Linked DNA regions of Homo sapiens: region 1 is linked to region 2. The links are chromatin contacts, found by Hi-C in ENCODE. All regions are on one chromosome and are shown on one strand. Each heading gives the region's core, a stretch centred on a gene start or an enhancer-like site at or near the end of the contact. The rest is flanking DNA. Distances are from core to core; before and after follow the strand shown. Region 1 holds the start of LENG1 (leukocyte receptor cluster member 1). Region 2 overlaps SPACA6 (sperm acrosome associated 6).

Region 1 (2,709 bases), core at 117-2,616, 2.5 Mb before region 2:
ATTCAGTGTTCAGACTCCTGGCACTATGTGAGCCCAGCCTGTCTTGACTTCAGGATCCCGCCTTCTAAGCTGTGTGGTCCATTCCGGGGGCAGTCGTCCATCTGGGCCCAGATCCCTGAGTCTATTTCCAGCCTCCCTGAGACCACCCAGAATTTCCTCTTCTTCCTGGGGACCCAGGCTTTTGCTGTGCCCCTTCTGCTGATCTCCAGGTGAGACGGCCCAGACTTCTGGGTCTGGGTTTGAATGCGTGTGATCTGGGGGCCACCACCTGCGTCCAAGAGAGGAGAGGCTTGGGCGTGGGAGCAGGCAACGTACTGAGTCTGAGGGAGGAGGCCTAGGCTCCTGGACTGCTGGGTCCGAAGGAGGAGGTGGGCGGGACGTAGGACTCCTGGATCTGAAGGCGGAGGGGCTGGGAGACTGAACTCCTTGAGCCCAGACGAGGAGGGGCTTAGGCGTCCACATCCCTGGCTTCGAAGGAGCCAGACGTTTGGATATAATGGAAGAGCGTGTCAGGAGTGGCTTCCGTTCCTGTCTCCTTCAGCATCCTGATGGCGTACACTGTGGCTCTGGCTAACTCCTACGGACGCCTCATCTCTGAGCTCAAACGTCAGAGAGAGACGGTGAGCCAGGCGGGTCCCTGAGAGGGCCCCTGGGGAACATGGAAAGGGGTTGGGGAAGAGGATTGTCTCACCTCCACCTCTCTTTGCCCCAGGAGGCGCAGAATAAAGTCTTCCTGGCACGGCGCGCTGTGGCGCTGACCTCCACCAAACCGGCTCTTTGACCCCCGCAGCCCACGTCCCGCTTTCAGACCCCAGGCCCATTGTAAGCCTAGGTCACAACATCTGTAAACTAGGAGAACTGGAGAAGACTCCACGCCCTTCCAGCTTTGGTATCTGGAGATTTCCAGGGCCCCTCGCCGCCACGTCCCTGACTCTCGGGTGATCTTCCTTGTATCAATAAATACAGCCGAGGTTGCTGAGCGCGCTTTGAAATCTGCGTCCTGAAGGTGGGGGCAGGGCTACAGCGGGGCAGGAGCCAATCAAATGTACGGGCATGTTTGTCGGTGCAGAGCGCTCTTCCGCAAGGAGACTTGTCGGTCATGTCGGCCAATCGACGGCCGCATCTGGTAGCATCAGGGGCGGGCCAACTTATGATTGGTTCAGATCTGTGACAAGAGGCGGTTGCTAGGGGATACCACGAGCCGAACGCCTAGCATTCGCTGTGATAAAGGGCGTCTCAGCCAATCACCTGTCGCTACAGGCCAGGGGGCCGTACCAACTAATTCGGAACCAATCCGCGGTCGAAGTAGGGACAAGAAAAAGGGGGGCATCCTCTCGCCAATCGGAAGTGCAAAGAGGCGGGCGTGCCAGTCCCTGGACAGCTACGACGCCATGAATATCTTGCCCAAGAAGAGCTGGCACGTCCGGAACAAGGACAATGTCGCCCGCGTGCGGCGTGACGAGGCCCAGGCCCGGGAGGAGGAGAAGGAGCGTGAGCGGAGGGTGCTGCTGGCTCAGCAAGAGGTAAGCTCGGAAGCCGGCAGGGCGGCGCTCCGGGGCCCAGCGCGCAGGCGCCGCGGTTGGGGGCCGGAAGCGGAGGCGTTGCGCAGGCTCAATGTGCCCCGTGTGAAATTCGGGACCAGGCGCCGATCCCACTTTCGAGGACGTTGCCCCGCAAACCTTGTGCCCACTTCCACGAAACCTTCCTTGATCTCGCCCTCGTCTTAGTTTTTCCCCCACTGATGTATTTCACATGGCTGGAACAGTGTCTAGCACAAAAGAGAAGCTTAACATTTAATGAATCCGTGAACCCTTGGACAGTTCAAGGAAATTCGGATCACTTTTTAGTTTGCCTGCACAGCCTATTTATTGAGCATCTACTGTATGCTAACTACATGCCGTGCACCTGACTTGCGGAATCCCCAATAAGCACTGTTCGTTCTTAGAGGGGCACTGTCATCTCTGTTGCACGAAGTGAGATGGCTTCAGTGAGGGGAAGGCACATTTTAAGGAGAGGCGGACAGCCAGGCTCCACGCCATCGGGCGAGCCCTTTCGTGCACCGCCCCCTAGACACATACACACAAACACGGGCTTTCCGTATGGCTCTTTAAATCTGTTTGGTGTACACCCAACTTTCATTTCCTTAGCTAGTCTGATCCTCCGCCGTGGGTGGGAGGTAGTCTAGGTTTTTAGAATCTCAGTAGGCTGCTGAGCGCTGTTTGAAATCCGCGTCCTGAAGGCAGGGGACAGGGCTTCAGCAGACTTGGGGTAGTCACTTGGAGCCATGGCTAGAATTCAGATCGTCTGGCCTAATGCATACCTTTATGGCTGTTTTAATTGTCTCACTTGAGGTTAGGAACCCCTTTGGTTTAGGCCAGGGACCTCCTCCCATACATCCTTGATGACCCGTGGTTTACTATTTGAAAGGGAGTTTACAAAACCCAGGCGTTGCCTCATCTGCCTACCCTCACCCCCAGCTAGGACAGGTGCCTCTTTTAGGCGCCTAGTGCTCCCTTTCTCATAACCCCAGCACCCTGGACTGCCATTTTCTGTGGTGGGCACCAGACTCACAGTTCTTGAATTACCTCTAGGTTCTGAATGTCCTGCCTATAACTTTCTCCCCAGGCCCGTACAGAATTCCTACGGAAGAAAGCCAGACATCAGAACTCACTGCCTGAGCTTGAAGCAGCAGAGGCGGGAGCCCCAGGT
Region 2 (2,700 bases), core at 35-2,534:
TATGCCTATCACTGTCATTATGCGGGCCATATTCATCTGGGCATGTGTGGGCTTGCTGCACCTCCTCCTACCTGAGTTAGTAGTGACCACCTTCGGAGATGAAACAATCTAGAGTTGAAATATATTCTTTATTTTCAGGATGGAAATAGGATAGGGAAGGAGGAAAGATACCTTTGTTAGTTGCCACTGCAGTACCATCGAAAGAACATCCTGGGGAAACAAAGAGGTATGTGTGTTACAGGAGGGGTTGGTGACTAGAAACTTAGGTCCCGGAGCCTGGACACCAGGGTCAAAAAGGTGTACAGGGCCCGGACTCCTGGTTCTGAGGGAGGAGGGGGCAGGGGGCCTGGGCTTTTGGGTCTGAAGGAAGAGAAACTTGGGGGTCTGGACTCTTGGATCTGAGGGAGGAGGGGCTGGGGGCCTGGACTCCTGGGTCTGAGGGAGGAGGGGGTCCGGGGGCTTGGACTCTTGGATCTGCGGGAGGAGGGGACTGGGGACTTGGACTCCTGGGTCTGAAGGAGTAGGGGTTTGGGGCCTGGAATCCTGGGTCTGAGGGAGGAGGGGCTGCGGACCTGGACTCCTGGGTCTGAGGGAGGAGGGGCTGGGGGCCTGGACTCTTAGATCTAAGGGAGGAGGGGGCTGGGGACTTGGATTCCTGGGCTAGTAAAGAGGGGCTGGGACCTGGACTCGTGGGTCTGAGAGAGGAGGAACTGAAAGCCTGACCTCCTGGGTTGGAGGTTGCTGGGAACCCAGACTTCTCGGTGGGATCTGAGACAGCGGGGAGCTAGATGCTGGGGCTCCGGAGTCCCCAGAACTCACCACGCCAACACTGTCGCACTCGCTGATGCGAGGGCCCCGAGGACTGCAAGCAGGAACAGATTGCTGGGCGTCAGAGCCTCGGGCCTGGCCAGCAGCTCGCCCAGGCTGGGCCTCCAGGGCTCGATCAGCTCGGCATCCCGCGGCGCCCAGCGCAGCACTTCCCGGAACGAGGCCTGCAACTCTGTCTCCGCCCGCGGGGGCGGGCCCGTCACTGCGGGGGCGCGCACGTCAGCCAGGCACGAGCCCCACCCCTCTCCCGACCCCGCTCACTCACGCGGCCGCGCCCCGCCCCACCGTTAAGAAAGAAGTAGAGCCGGGCCAGGGGGCGCTGGTCTTGCTTGATCACGCAGGAGAACGTCCCGCGGTGCGTGAGCTGAGCCGGCCGGATCCGCGCCAGGTATCCTTCGGCCCGCGGCATATCTCGGAAATAGGACAAGTCCTGAGTCCGGAGCTGCGGGACACGCGGGTTTAAACGCCTCAACTCCGGCTTGCCACTGAGTAACCTACAAGCCCCGCCCCCCGAGCCAGACCACGCCCCCTGGAGTCCTGGCCCTGAGCCTTGAGCCCGCCCCCGAGCCTTCTCGCTCCCCTGCCCTAAACGCACCCCTTCCCCTCACTCCTTAAACCCTTACGCATAACCTACCCCTAGAAACTGCTTTTATTTATGTATTTTTTTTTTCTTCCAGACAGGGTCTCGTTCTGGCGCCCAGGCTGCAGTGCAGTGGCGCGATCATAGCTCACTGCAGCCTCAAACTCCTGGACTTAAGCAGTCTTCCCGCTCAGCCTCCCCAGTGGCTGGGACTATAGGCGTGCACCACCACGCCCCGGCTGTTTTTAAAATTTTTTGGCAGAGGAGGGGTCTTAATTTGTTGCCGAGGCCGGTCTCAAACTCCTGGGCTCAAGCCATCCTCCCGCCTTGGTCTCCAAAAGCGCTGGGATTACAGGCGTGAGCCATCGCCCCAGGTCCTTGGTCCTGCATTCTGATCTTCGAGCTCTCCCCTAAATCCCGCGACCCTCCTCTTGCTGATGCTTGTGTCTAGACGGAGATTCCCGGAGTCCCGTCCCCGCAAGCTGACTCCCCAACCTCTAGTGAAGGCTAACTCGCCCGTCTAAACTCTTCGCGCCGGCCCCGCCCCGACTCACACCTCCTCCTGCGAACTTCCAGGAATAGGTGATCTCCTCCTTTGGCAGCTGGAAGTTTACGATGCAAGAAAACATAGCCTGGTCGCCCCGAGTCACTGTCACATCCTGAACTGAAGACGGAGCAGGGTTCACTCGCTGGGCCCCGACCACGTCTGGCCTCGCCACCAGCTTATGCCCCTCGGTGCTCTGGTCCCTTTTCTCAGGTTGGCCTCCTGCACCCCGAGGCCCCGCCCCCTCACCTGGGCAGTCCAGCGGGAGGTCGCAGACCCTAGAGTAGCACCCGCTGCAGAGGAAACGCCGGGCGAACTCCTGGAGACCTGTGGAGCGGGAACGCTGGGTCTAGGCGCCACCTGCCCTTCCAAGCCCGGGGCCCTTGGCCCATTTGAGATCCATGCAGCTTCCCGGGGTCCATCGGCCAGGTGGCATCTTGACCCCGCCCTCCCTGCTGTCTTTGGCCGACTCTCACTCCTCTCCGCCCTCTAGGATTCCTATTGGTTTGCTTCGGCTCTCACACACACCTTCTGAGGATTTAGAGCAATACTTGGTTTTCTTCCTTTTCTCCAGGGATCTTATTGGCTTCCTAAGGATGTGAAGCCCACCCGCTTTCCCACACTTGATGTCGTACGTTTCGTCCCCGACCGCCTCCCTTACCCCGCAATTTCCAAGTTTTAGATGAAGTCCTTACCGCAGGGAGGGATGCAAGCCTGGGCTGTGGAGGAAGAGGAAACATCACTACCT

The links. A loop is a pair of places that touch in the nucleus more often than their neighbours do. Pooled maps may share reads with other maps.
Region 1: a loop to region 2 is called in a pooled map, with 6 times the contacts of the local background. The contact joins the promoter of LENG1 here to the enhancer-like site in region 2. A Hi-C loop is called at or near these places in 5 of 50 pooled maps.

What each region holds. Positions count from the first base shown.
Region 1 is chr19:54,158,378-54,161,086 of GRCh38, reverse strand. It overlaps LENG1 (leukocyte receptor cluster member 1), which reads left to right and starts at 1,366. Exons shown (of 4, transcript NM_024316.3): 1 at 1,366-1,523; 2 at 2,626-2,709. The coding sequence starts at 1,392. It overlaps TMC4 (transmembrane channel like 4), which reads left to right. Exons shown (of 15, transcript NM_144686.4): 13 at 54-209; 14 at 542-620; 15 at 713-979. The coding sequence ends at 781. RefSeq lists an enhancer at 1,364-2,033.
Region 2 is chr19:51,702,600-51,705,299 of GRCh38, reverse strand. It overlaps SPACA6 (sperm acrosome associated 6), which reads right to left. Exons shown (of 9, transcript NM_001316972.2): 4 at 2,648-2,671; 5 at 2,202-2,279; 6 at 1,963-2,072; 7 at 1,114-1,270; 8 at 820-1,030; 9 at 110-210. The coding sequence ends at 177. Among named protein-coding and RNA genes, the nearest start is that of SPACA6-AS1, 10 kb to the right of the region's middle. RefSeq lists a silencer at 934-1,133. Within about 2 kb of position 1,284, at least 35 of the 41 ENCODE cell types and tissues checked have a DNase peak (open chromatin) inside an H3K27ac peak, as active enhancers do.